Linked DNA regions of Mus musculus: region 2 is linked to region 1. Evidence: chromatin contacts called from ENCODE Hi-C or POLR2A ChIA-PET data. All regions are on one chromosome and are shown on one strand. The core of a region is the stretch at or near the end of the contact, and the rest is flanking DNA. Distances in the headings are between cores, read along the strand shown.

Region 1 (6,795 bases), core at 713-3,212:
CCCAGACAGTTAACACCTAGTTATCAAAGATAGAATGATACTGTCCAGAGTAGAACGAAGAAGGAAACCAGACAGCTTCCAAGAAAGCCTGTATTTGAGAATCAAAGATGTTATTACTGACTGTTGTTTCAAGAGCAGATAGACTTTGGAACATGTCTTCATCTCACTTTGCTCAGTCATCCTCAAAGGTGACTGTGCCTTCCTCCATTTTCTTACATCCGATCACATTTGTTTATAAGTGTTCAAACTTGAAGATGGAAAATGTGTTTGATGTCTTCAACTTAAAAATGACTAGAACGTTTAAAAAACAAAGCATGAAAACTTGGACCTCAGCACTAAAGAAGTAGAAGCTAGAGTCAGGAGTTGCAGGCTCTGGGCTACACAGCAGCTGCTAGGCCAGTGGTTTGTGTTGGCCTGTCTCAGTGGTACTGAGCTCCAAGCATGGTTTATGCTTATTCACAGCTTTATGAGAGAGGCTTTGTTTTTTGTGTCATTTATAGAACATTGGCAATGTTTCCTAATTTAGCCAGTAATATGTACTGAGGGTAAACTTGCAGTTCAGTGCTTTGTTAACAGTTAAATATAAATCATGTGGGGGCTGGTGAGATGGCTCAGTGGGTAAGAGCACCCGACTGCTCTTCCGAAGGTCCAGAGTTCAAATCCCAGCAACCACATGGTGGCTCACAACCATCTGTAACGAGATCTGACGCCCTCTTCTGGTGTGTCTGAAGACAGCTACAGTGTACTTACATGTAATAAATAAATCTTAAAAAAAAAAAAATATAAATCATGTAATAAAATGCCTTCAATACTAGTTTTGCCTTCATTCAGATTGGCTTGGGCCTGGCCTGGGTTTGTTTAATTTTACCCTTCTAGGTAGACAGTTCACTGAAGGAAGATGGCAGAAACTGATAATAGGCCAACCTACCTAATGCTACAACCCTTTAATAACATAAGTTGCTCATGTTGAGGTGAGCCCCAGACACACAATTATCTGTTGTTCCTTTATAACTAATTTGCTAGTGTTATGAATCAAATATAAATATCTGATATGTAAGCCCTGTGAAAGAGTCAGCTCCCAAAGGTATGGTGACCCTTGTGCCATAGAGGAGTGCTGTTTCCCAGCTTCTCTCATGGCTTGTTCAGCTTGCTTTGTTATCCCCTCCAGGGCCACCTACCCATAGTAGGCTGGGTGCTCCCATTATCAGTCATTACTAAGAAAATACACTACACAGTCCAATTTACTAGGGGCCTTTTCTCAACTGAGATTCTCTTCCCAAATTACTTTATTTCAAATTGACATAAAAGTTGCCAGCACATGCAGGCAACGTTTTGATTCTAGTCTGGAGAGATGACTTAGTGTTTAGATGTGCACTGTTCGTAGAGAGGACTGGAATTCATGTCTGTAATCTCCCATTTCAACATTCTGCAGCTGTCTTTAGTAGGAATCTGCTACATTTATATGAACATCACTGCCCTGCACAGATGCTCGTATATGCACAATTAACAATGAAAATCTTTAATTGTTGAGTCAATAATATGTTCAGTCGTTTTTTGTTTGTTTTGTGTGAAGTAACCAACTCTCTTGTTCTACTCAAGAAGGAAATAATATGGCTGCCATTTGTAAAAGATGGAAGAGGACTAGGAATTTGATTCCTGGAAATCGAATCCCTGAGGCTCAGGAGTGCCAGATGATCTTGAGTGTAGCTTTAAACCTTGTTAAAACAAGTATGTCATGGCCCATAAGAGCTTACTAATAATTCAACCATGAGGGAGAGGTAGGTGTGCAGAGAAAACATTTCACATCCCCTCCTGGCAGTTCTGAGCAACAGCCTCCGGGACACCGCAAGAAGAAAAACTACAGCCAAGATGGCGCTGCTAGAGACTCTGTAGGCCTGACCACCATTTTGTCTGTAGTTCCTAGCGTAAGCAGGCGCGTTGCGCATGCGTAAACCCCCGGCATCCTCAGCGCGCCTGCGCTGCGCAGCGCCCCCCCTCCTTGCTGCTGCTGCTGCTGCTGCTGCTGCTGCTGCCGCTGCTGCTGTAGATTGACGGCCCCGCGCTAGCGCTTCAGGTGAGTGAGCGCCTCTACCACAGCGGGCGGAGGGCGCGCCGCGCGGTACGCCCGCCCGGGTGTCGCTCCTCTGTGCGCTGCGGACCGATGGCCACGCGACCAGCCCCGGGTCCTCGCGGTCGGCCTTCTCTGAGCCCCCCGAGCCTATCGCGTTCAGCCCGGCCTCCCGCGCCCCTGCCGGTACCTAGTCGGCGGAGGGCAGCGTGTGACCTGTTGGGGTCCGGCGTCGCTACAGAGGTCTGCACCCTCCGTCGCTGGAACCCCCTGAGGCTGTCACCCGTTCTCCGCCTCTCACGGCGGAGCACGGAGCTCCTAGAGCTGAGCATCCACCTACCCCGTTGCCCCTCACAGCCCAGAGAGTTTTGACAGGGGCCTGGACTCGCCTTCTGTGGGTTTCTTCCCAAAGCCACAGAGGCACTCTTCTCTCCTGGGACCACAGGACCACGGTTTGTCTAAAGCCCACTTTGTAGCCAAAGAAACTGAGGCACGGAGAGGTGAAATGTCGCGTCCAAGGTCATGCAACTGACAAGTGACACGGCCAGCTCTCTTAACTCAGAGGCGGTGGGGCTTTCACAGCCAGAGCTGGTGGGGTTTGACCTTGTATCTTTAAATTTGGGGCGGTGGGGAATACACTTGTCATTTATCTAGAGTTGCTTTTAAAGGTCGTAAAAGTGGGCTACGAATAGAATTATCTTCTGGTCAGTACGGTGGAAATGCTGTTGTGATAACAATCGCGATGTTAACGTGAACTGGCTCCCTCCCAAATACTCGCTTTGTGCCAGGGATCTTGCTAAAGGTTTTATTAAGATCGGTTCACCTTTGTACCTCGCTGCTTCCCTATCCAGTGCTTTCTCCCTTCTTTTTCTCGAAGCCGTTTTTTCCCCCTGCAGAGCTCTCCTGCATGTCACAGGTAGACTTGGAGCCTCATGGCTTAAGCTGAGAGGCTCTCCCCTGTGGCTCCCTGGTAGAACACAGTAAGCCTCTCCTGCGTCAACCCCACTCCCCTCCCCCAGGGTGTCCCCCCCCCAGCCCCCCAAGGTATAATTAGCATTTCTTTTCTAGCTGTCAGGACTAGGCTGGCTGGGCTGGCTGGACTTGTGGAGGTGACAGAGCAGATTTAGCCAGTATCACCTCTTTTTGGGACTTTCTGGCTCTGCTCCAAAGCTGGTCTTGAGCATTTTCAGGCTTTAAGATAAAACGAGAAAGCGTTGACACGGTGGTGAAGAATCTAAGACACCTCCTTTGATTTGAGTTCCAAATGAACAGCTATAAAAATGTGTTGATTTTTTTTTTTTTTTTGCCCCCAAAATAACTAGCACAAACTGCCTTTTCCTCCCTTAGCAAATCCTCCTCCACACTTCAAAGGCTCCACAAAATTTTCATCTTCCCTGCTTAATTTTCCTAACTAGAATTAAATAATACATAGCAGGCTGCAGGCCCGGGTCTTATCCTCAGTAAGATCCCCCCCAACCCCACCCCCATCCCCGGCCAGGTCAGGCGCAGTCTTTGCACCCCCAAATGCCTGGGTCCTGGTTGGCCAAAAAAAAAAAAAAAAAAAAAAAAACTGAGTTCCAGCTGTTCCTTGCCGTTACTCAAAGGGTAATTAATGTTCTATTGCTATTCTGTTGGTCCTCTTGCCCTCCAGTTTCTCTTTGCTGTCCCTCCCTTTATATTTCTCTTCAGATTATCCTGTATCAGCCTTAGTCCACCCTTTTGTTTTTGAAAGTTTGCAGATGATGGTCTTGCATCTAGAAGTCTCCCCGATAGTGGAGCAGGTATATGCTTCTTTAGCCTACATGGGAGTTTTTATTTTTATGTGGCAGTAGGAGTGCCTGAGGCTTATGACATTTTAGTCTGCACTTGAAATTCATGTGAGATTCAGTTTCTCATTCTTTTACTTTGTGTGGCTTATTAGCCCAGGTGACAGCTGAGTGATCATAGTTTTTATTGTCTATCAATATGTAGTATTTGTAACATGCACGTATTAGGACTCTTTTAGAGGTCAGAGGACAATTTTGAAACAGTCAGTTCTTTTACTATGAGGATCCTAAATTGAGATCATTAGGATTGGGGGAAAGTGCCTTTACCAGCTGAGCCATTATGCCAGCTCTATATTATTATTATTATTATTATTATTATTAGCAGAGCCTTGCTTTATAGGCCAGTCTATCCTCAAACTCATGATCTTTTGACCTCAACCTCCAGGATACTAGGATTTCATGTACCACCACATCTGACTTAATAAAGTTTCTTAAAATTTTTTTTTATTTAATTATTGGTGGGACCACAGATGCTATGCTGTGCATGTGGAAATCAGAGTACAATTTTGTGGAGTCAGTTCTAACCATTCACCTTTCTATGGGTTTTGGAGACTGAATTCAGGGTTCCAGGCAAGCATCTTTCCCCACTGAAAGGCCCTAATAAAGCTTCTTTTAAAAAAATTATTATTTATTTTATGTATGTGAGTACACTGTCACTCTCTTCAGACACACCAGAAGAGGGCTTCGGATCCCTATTATAAATGGTTGTGAGCCACCATGCGGTTGCTGGGAATTGAACTCAGGACCTCTGGAAGAGCAGTCAGTGCTCTTAACTGCTGAGCCATCTCTCCAGCCCCCTTTAATAAAGCTTCTTAAAGAGTTATTTTGAATGTTTTCCTGATATTACAGTGAACTATTATTGTGTATAAGGCATGGTAATGAGTATTGTGGAAAGTTCAGAATCGAATAAAACAGGGTTCCTTTTCAAGCAGTTTCCTAGCTAACTAGTGAGCATTGTTTAACTGTACATATCTGAAAACTGCCACATTAGATTATAAGCAAAGCAAAGTGATAGTATAAGGAATGATTCCAATGTGGGATTTTTTTTTTTCTCCTTTTTTTAGACAGAGTCTCTGTGTCCTGGGCTGGCCTGAAAATCCTGATCTTCCTTCCTCTCTCTCTAAGTGCTGGGTTTATAGGCCTGTGCCTCCACAACCAGTCTGGAAAACACCATAACATTATATTAAATCTGAAAGCAAACAGTGGTCTAATCTCCTCACTTTGGTAGATAGCTTCCTGAGAACTAAACTTGTCTAAGATCATAGAACTAGGGTTTCAGCTTGGCATTCCAGACTTTTTATTCTTTGAGAATTTGCCTGGGCTAAGCGAGGAGCTCAGTGGTAAAGAAGTTGACAGTGTGTGTGAGAGGCCTTGAAGATTATTGCCAGAAACTAACTCCTTCCTTCCTAACTTCCTTCCTTCCTTCCTTCCTTCCTTCCTTCCTTCCTTCCTTCCTTCCTCCCTCCCTCCCTCCCTCCCTCCCTCCCTCCCTCCCTTCCTTCCTTCCTTCCTTCATTCCTTCCTTCCTTAAGTTACCAATGTTTCTTCTGTGTGTGAAGATATAAACCAGCAACTCTTAAAATACCAGGTATGTGTTTAGATCAAGGAGTAGAGGAGATACTAAGGAGCATCTGATCTATTAGGGAGAGGATAACTTTTCTTGACCACTGAAGATGGTGTGTAGATACTGTCAGGGTAGATGGTCGAGGGATTGTGTGTGGCATGGGAGTTAGGAAGAGGTCAGGAGGAGGAGTATGCACAACAGCAGTGAGACCACTTTGGGGAAGATTTAGGTTTTTTAGAGCTTGACAGATTGTTAGTGACAGAATTGAAAGGGCAATGGAAGCATTTTGAAGTTTGGGTAATGAAACTGAGACGATGTAACAGTGTCTGCCCTGGCTAGAGGGGGGAAGAACAGAAGGAAAAAACCTGGTGCAATTTCTATCAAAAACAATATAATAGTTCTTAACCTTTACTGTACATCAGCCAACTAGACAGCTTCTTATTGGCACATTGCTTGGCTTCTCTCCAGAGTTTCTGATTCAGTAGAGGTCTTAAGAGGGGCCTGAGAACTGACAGATCTAATCCACTACCAGATTGTGGGGGCTCTCCTAGTCTGAATGCAACACTTTGAGAGCCACTAGACAAGAATGTTGAAAAGCTAGTCAGGAAATGTCAATGAATTTGTTCCAGAGAGGTTGGGAAGGACAGAGGGGGACAGACAGACAAACAGATTATGTGTGTTACTGGCATGAATCAGTTCTGGAAATAGATATATAATGCCATAATAGTCATTTCAAAAAATGGGATGTAGGAGCCTCGAGAATTGAGTTTTAAAATTTATACCTTTGTATGTTTGTGTATTATTTTTACATTGTAGACATATTCCCTTTGTGTTTTAAAAGCAAAGATGATGAGTCCATCTTGAAGATTCATACTAAAATATTTATGGATTTTAAAAAGAGCTTGCTAAAATGATCTACTCATACAACAAACATTTTTGGTGAGTGCTGCATGACAGATGCTGGTAGCTTCTAGAAGCACAAAGCCTTTGCTAAAACTTGGAGTCTGGTGATATGGCTATGCAAATAATAACTCCAGGTCGTATCACATGTGAGCTTCCCAGGAGCGGGGAGCAGGGCCTGTCTCTCTGCTTGACTGATAATGATGGATGGCCAAACCCAGGCAAGAAGTGAAGACAGTAGGAAAGAGAAGGTTTTGTTTTGTTTGGTTGTTTGTTGTTTGCTGGGTTTTGTGGGGAGGGTGAGGAGCCTCGATAAGCAAGAAGAAAGGAAATGGTTCCTCAGGAAGGGCTCAGGAGGATCAAGAGTTTAAGGTATTCTTGCCTATATAGCAAGTTTGAGGCCAACCTAGACTACATGAGACCATCTCAGAAGGGTG
Region 2 (6,319 bases), core at 75-2,574, 210 kb before region 1:
AACGATTCCTTCCGATACGTCATGTAAGACAACACTCTACTACCTCCAAACTTGGTAGTCTCCACGAGGCCATACCCGCAGCAGTGGATTTTGTCCAAAACAAATTAATCATCATTAACATGTTAAAATCTCTGCTTTGAGTATACCATGAGGCTTTAGTGGGGCATAGGAACTCCTTCATAACTTGCCTTGACGTCCCTGTTTTCTTCTCTAGTGACTCCTTCATCCAAACAAGGACTACTCTGTAATTTTCAAACACACTGCCCCAAGTCCTTAGTGTAGAAGAGAAATAATCCAAATCAGGGAATACAGTGAAGGCAAACGATTCTATCCTACCATCCAACTCTCTTGGAAGAGCTGATCAATAAGTATGACAATTTCAGATAAGGTACAATGGAGACGATGAAATAGAAGTTAGGTGTCAGCTTATAGATGTACTGCTCAGTAATGGCCTGAGAAGGTTAAAATTAGACTTAAATGATGAAGAGCAAGGTATGCAAAGATATGCACAATAGCATTTTCACACACGGAGAAAAGCCTCCTGCGACTGAGAACTAGCTTGATATTCCCAAGGTTACGAGTTACCTGGTGCATCTGAATGCTATTATTTTTCTGTATTTTAAAGACAAAAAATGATCTCGTGCAGGATTCTGAGTGAAAACGATCAGGTTCTAGTTTAGGTTTTAAAAACACCTTTCAGGTAAGCGCGAGGACCATCTCTATTCCTGAAACGACTATTTACTGGGACAGTTTCCAGAATCCTGGGAGTGAGGCTGAGACCCGTCACCCCAAACCCTTGTCCCTGCATCCCTTTCTGGCGAGATTTGGGAGTCTCTGACGTGGCGCTTCTACGTGAAGAAGCCACTTTCGGCAGCTCCCGCCTCCACCTCCATCGAGGGTCAAAGCTCAGTGAGAGCGGGCTGGAGGCGCGCCGGGGAGCTGACAAACCTAGGGTCCACAGGACAGTGTCATGGAGAAGGCTTCCCACTAGCGTGAACGGACTCGCAGTCCCAAGTCACCCACACCAGGGAACCCGCGGTGGAGAGCGCGGGGCGCGAGCTACAGTCCCGGCAGCCTCAGCACCGGCTCGGATCCTTCCGCCCCGCTCTCTCACGTCCGTCCCCGCGGCCCGGAGCCCCGCAGCTGCCCACCCAGGGCCCGAGCTAGATCTCCGTTAGAGTCCGAGGTCCATCTTCTTATCCCATTCCGGGAGACGGGCTGCTGCGGGCTCCAGAGGAGAAAGGGACTTTTTGAGAAGAAAAGCGGAGGCAGACGATGAAGGGAAGGCGAGCTCAAGAAGGCGATTTTCGCGCGCTTTGTCGCGGGGGGTTGTGGGTAGCTCGCCGGGAGGGAAAAGAAAACCCCGAAGCCGGTCGCGCCGCCCGTCGGGCCGGAGGGGGATATGTTCGAGGACGAGCCCCACGCCGAGGGGGCGGCGGCGGTCGCCGCGGCCAGGGAGGCGCTGCAGGCCCTGTGCCAGGAACTGAACCTGGACGAGGGAAGCGCGGCCGAAGCCCTGGATGACTTCACGGCCATCCGCGGCAACTACAGCCTAGAGGTGAGCGGCGGCAGGTGGGCGGCGGCCCCGACCCTCGCCAGGCCCCACCCCCGGCCCGCCCCCGCCCCAAGCCTATCGGGCGGTGGGAGTTCCCCACCTACGAGGGTCTCCGAGGAGTGCGGGGAGGGAAGGGTGGGTGTAGCTCGGCCAACCCACCCATTTGGATTGAGGCGGGAAACCGAAGATCGGAAAGTGAGCCGCCGGTTCTGCGGGGGTTCCCTAGGCTCCCAACTTTCAAACTTGATTTCTGCGCGCCGCCCAGTGCCCCAAACGGCGCGGTGCTGCCGTTAAATCGATCAGACCTGATCCCGCGGTAAAATGAATTACTCATCGCTGCTCAGCCCTTTGATTATGTCTTCCCCAACTCGTTTGAAACACCACTGGATCCCCATTCCACAGAGGGAGAAAGTGGGGTCGGTAAGAAGTTAATTTAGCGCCCAAGGTGACGCAGTTTGCCATGCAACCTGGTACAGCAGTTTGAGCCCTTTAACTCCTCCATTCTTCCACCTAATCGAGTGTAGCAGTTAGTTCGTTTATACCATGCACTGTAGTTAGATAGATCAAAGTCAGCACACACAAAGCTCTTCTCAGCCCCACGTTCCTCTCTGCCAGGCCGTTGCTCTAACGATTGATGTGGTATCTGGCTCTGAATAAAATAAATGGTGCTTGTTATCATTATTAGGTATTCCCAGTAACACACACACATATGTTAATGATATATATGTGTGTGTGTGTGTGTGTATACATATATATATATATACCCAGGGGGTATCGAGACAGACTATTTCAGCATCTAACTGAGATGTACAAAAGCTTTCATTATACACATGGGCAGGATTCACATATAGGATTCCTCTGACTCAGACTGCCAGCGAAATAATTGCTGGTCAGGGAGTAGGAAATAGGGAGCAACTGTTGTACACATGTCTATACTCCTATGAGAGAAAAGTACCTGAGACTACACACACACACACACACACACACACACACACACATATATAAAATTTGTCTTTACAGCAGGACAGTGACTACTATACCTGTTTTCTTGGTGGTGTTACAGCTCAACATCCTTTTTTTTTTTTTTAGAGAATTAGAGTCACTCTAATATAGAAACCCAGATTGGTCATAAGCTTAGTGTAGAAGTAGACTTGTATTGGCATGTGTGTGGAATTCATGTCCATGCATTCAGCAGATCAAGAGTCTTTGGGGAAAATTACATTTGTCCTGAGCATGAACAGACTTGTCATTCCACAAACAATGTAATGTTATTTATATAGCATTTACATCAAGTAATCTAGAGATGATCATAGGTTATGTGCAAATGCATTGCCATTTTAAATCAGGGACTTAAACATCCTTGGATTTTGCTATCTTCTGGAGTACAGGAGCCATCCCCCAGGGGGTATGGAGACAGACTATTTCAGCATCTAACTGAGATGTACAAAAGCTTTCATTATACACATGGGCAGGATTCACATATAGGATTCCTCTGACTCAGACTGCCAGCGAAATAATTGCTGGTCAGGGAGTAGGAAATAGGGAGCAACTGTTGTACACGTGTCTATACTCCTATGAGAGAAAAGTACCTGAGACTAACTCACATGTTTTCAGCAAAAGGCAGAATAGACTTAATGAAAGATAGTGATCTACAAAAGAAGGTTCATAACCGGAAAACGGGGAGAATCTGAAAGTATGAGAGAGCTGGAGAGCTGGCCTGGCAGAGAACGTGCTTGCCGAGCCCCTGGATCCCCAGCAGCCACATACAAGGCAGGTGCAGTGGCAGTGTGGGCTGTAACCCAGGGGGGTTACAGGTAATGAGACATGGAAGGGTGAAGACAGGCAAACCCCAGGAGTGCTCTGGCCTGCTCCGGATTCAGTTAGAGACTGTCCTAACAGGCTGAGAATGATAGATGAAGTCACACAACATCTAACTCTGGCCGTCACTCATGCATACATGAATGGGTGAGTGCATGAACATACATGCGCACACACATATGCTATTCAAAGGAAATTTTAATGACATCTCAGTTGAAAAAAATATAAAAAATATATTTTTATATGTATATAATATATACTATATACATGTAATATATACAATACATATATATTATATGTATATATTTTGTTTTGTTTTGTTTTGTTTTTTGACTCCCTGGAAAAGCATTCAGAAACCCCAGGTCTTATTTGATCTCCTCAGATAAGCATGGTTGAATACAATGTGTATCCAAGTCACTGCAACTAGCTGCTTGTTTCAAATTCTTAAGCAAGTTAAACTCAGCCCAGGTTGTGTGCTTTTTTTGCAGGTCACTCTGCCTGGACTATTCACCTGTGACTCCAGAGAATGCTGACGATCTAAATTCTAAATCCATAGTTAGGCAGAGCTGATTGACACTTAATTGTTTGCTTTTAGAAAGCACTCCTTTATGAATTGAGTTTGGAGGATTCTGTCCTGTATTTTGTTTCTTCTTGTTCTTTTTTTCTTCTAGTTGTTGGTGAAAGGCACTTGGAGCAAAGGCAACTTCCTCCCTCTGCTGCCCACTAAGAATCCCTGCCACAGACTCCACCCCCCTCTAACTCCCCACAGGAGCCCTGCTGACCAGCTTCTTCCACCCACTCTCCTCACTCACACTTTCTGGTAGCTTGCTGCTTAGTAGTTTTAGATCTTCTTTTGTGAAGTCTTTACTGAATTCTAGTCAAAGTCAGCTATTACACTGTATTTCCCACACTTTCTCTTTCGTTTTTATAACCTGTTTTTGTTATGTTTTGTTTTTACCAGTTACAGGAAGCAGTTTCTGTTTCTTTTCTTAGCTTTAGATCTGGAGGTTTAGAACTGTCTTTGATTTTTGTTGTTTAGTTGTTTTAAGCACTCTACCATTGAGGTATATTTCTAACCTTGTCACAAAAATGTTTTAACTAAAATTTTAATTTCTAATGGGGACCCATGCGTTGGTGCGTGTGTGGCGGTTAGAGAACAACCCCTGTGGAGTCAGTTCTCTCCTCCATGTTTGCATGGGTCCCAGGGATCACAGTGAGGGAGGGCTTCAACCCCACAGCAAGCGCCATCTCTCCAGCCCTGCATCTGTAATTCTTTCTAGCATTCTCATTTTCCTTGAGATTATGATCTAATTAAATCACTCTTCCTGCCCCTTTCCTCCCTCCAACCCCTCCCATGTACTTCCCTTTTGTGCCCTCTCAAATTCATGGCCGTTTTCTTTATTGTTGTTCCGTGTGTGTGTGTGTGTGTGTGTGTGTGTGTGTGTGTGTGTGTCTGTGTGTGTGTTTCTAACTATATGAATACGTATGCTTGGTGCATATGTTTATGTTTTCTGGCTGAGCGTTTGATGCTGGAGAAACAGTTGTTTGTGCTCTTTCTCCTTCCCTCAGCATCACTGGTTGCCTGGAGTTTTTCATCTTGGTTCTCCTTTCCACATTAGCACCTCTACAGATGCCATCCTTGTTCAGGCTTTTGATTAGACGGCCATGTTGGTGTCTGCATCTGTAATTTTTTTTTAAAGATTTATTTATTTTATTTATACAAGTACACTGTAGCTGTCTTCAGACACACCAGAAGAGGGTATCCAATCCCATTACAGATGGTTGTGAGCCACCATGTGATTGCTGGGAATTGAACTCAGGACCTCTGGAAGAGCAGTCAGTACTCTTAACCACTGAGCCATCTCTTCAGCCCCTGCATCTATAATTCTTTTTTTGTTTTTTTTTGTTTTTTTTTTTTTTTGTTTTTTTTGAGACAGGGTTTCTCTGTGTAGCCCTGGCTATCCTGGAACTCACTCTGTAGATCAGGCTGGCCTCAAACTCAGAAATCTGCCTGCCTCTGCCTCCCAAGTGCTGGGATTAAAGGCGTGCGCCACCACCGCCTGGCGCATCTATAATTCTTAATTATCAAACTTCAACTGTATTACATGTAGTCATGAGGTGTTTTCAGTTTGAAGACATTTGAAACCAAAAGCAGAATATTAAGTGTTGAATTTCCAGTTGTTACTGTTTTTAGATACGTAAACTGAGACCTACAAACGATGGAGAACTGTTTACTAGCTAACGATAATTTACTATGGATAAATACAACCCTGAATCTATACCTCACAAAAAATTGACATTGCCCTTCATATTGTAGATAATAATATTAATATATCATATGTCAGATTATTAACATACTATGTCAATGTGACACATTATATACTAATATTAATATTTTTGACATGTGACACCTTTGATGACTTTCTACTCTACTTTTTCTTTTCTTTGCCAAATTGGTTAAAAAGAAACATAAAACATAAAAAAATAAATATCATCAAGACTGTTTTAAAACTGAGAAAGATGCCAGATGTGGCGCATGCCTTTAATCCCAGCACTCAGGAGGCAGATGCAAGCAGATCTCTGTGAGTTCAAACCCAGCCTAGTCTACTACAGAAGTAATTCCAAGACAGCCAGTGCTACACAAAGAAACCTTGTCTTGAAAACAAAACAAAGTCAAAAATTGAGGAAGATAATACAAAGAGATTTTAGTAGAATTCTTTCAGTAAGACTAAATTTGGAATTAAGTAAGAGATCTATTTTGTAGATTAGAAATTTAGAAAATTTTCTGAATTTTTTTTTCATGCTATGGTTCTAAGAAAAAGAAGAATGTGGGGGGTCTGTACTGATGTTTGGGATTGTGTTAGCCATATTTTCTCAGACAAATGAACTTATAAGGCCTCTTCCAGACATGTATTGTGTTTGCATTGGCCTGCAGGGAGAAGTTAT

Evidence for each region. A loop is a pair of places that touch in the nucleus more often than their neighbours do. ChIA-PET counts read pairs that join two places held with the same protein, here RNA polymerase II (POLR2A).
Region 2: a map of T-helper 2 cell shows a loop between it and region 1 (2.4-fold over the local background). The contact joins the promoter of Rbl1 here to the promoter of Ndrg3 in region 1. A Hi-C loop is called at or near these places in 1 of 37 maps with a recorded cell type or tissue (T-helper 2 cell). POLR2A ChIA-PET finds 5 or more read pairs at or near these places in 2 of 5 experiments (both embryonic stem cell).

Annotation. Positions count from the first base shown.
Region 1 is chr2:156,987,278-156,994,072 of GRCm38, reverse strand. It overlaps Ndrg3 (N-myc downstream regulated gene 3), which reads left to right and starts at 1,962. Exons shown (of 16, transcript NM_013865.2): 1 at 1,962-2,074.
Region 2 is chr2:157,199,539-157,205,857 of GRCm38, reverse strand. Rbl1 (RB transcriptional corepressor like 1) reads left to right here and starts at 1,324. Exons shown (of 22, transcript NM_011249.2): 1 at 1,324-1,558; 2 at 6,309-6,319. The coding sequence starts at 1,403.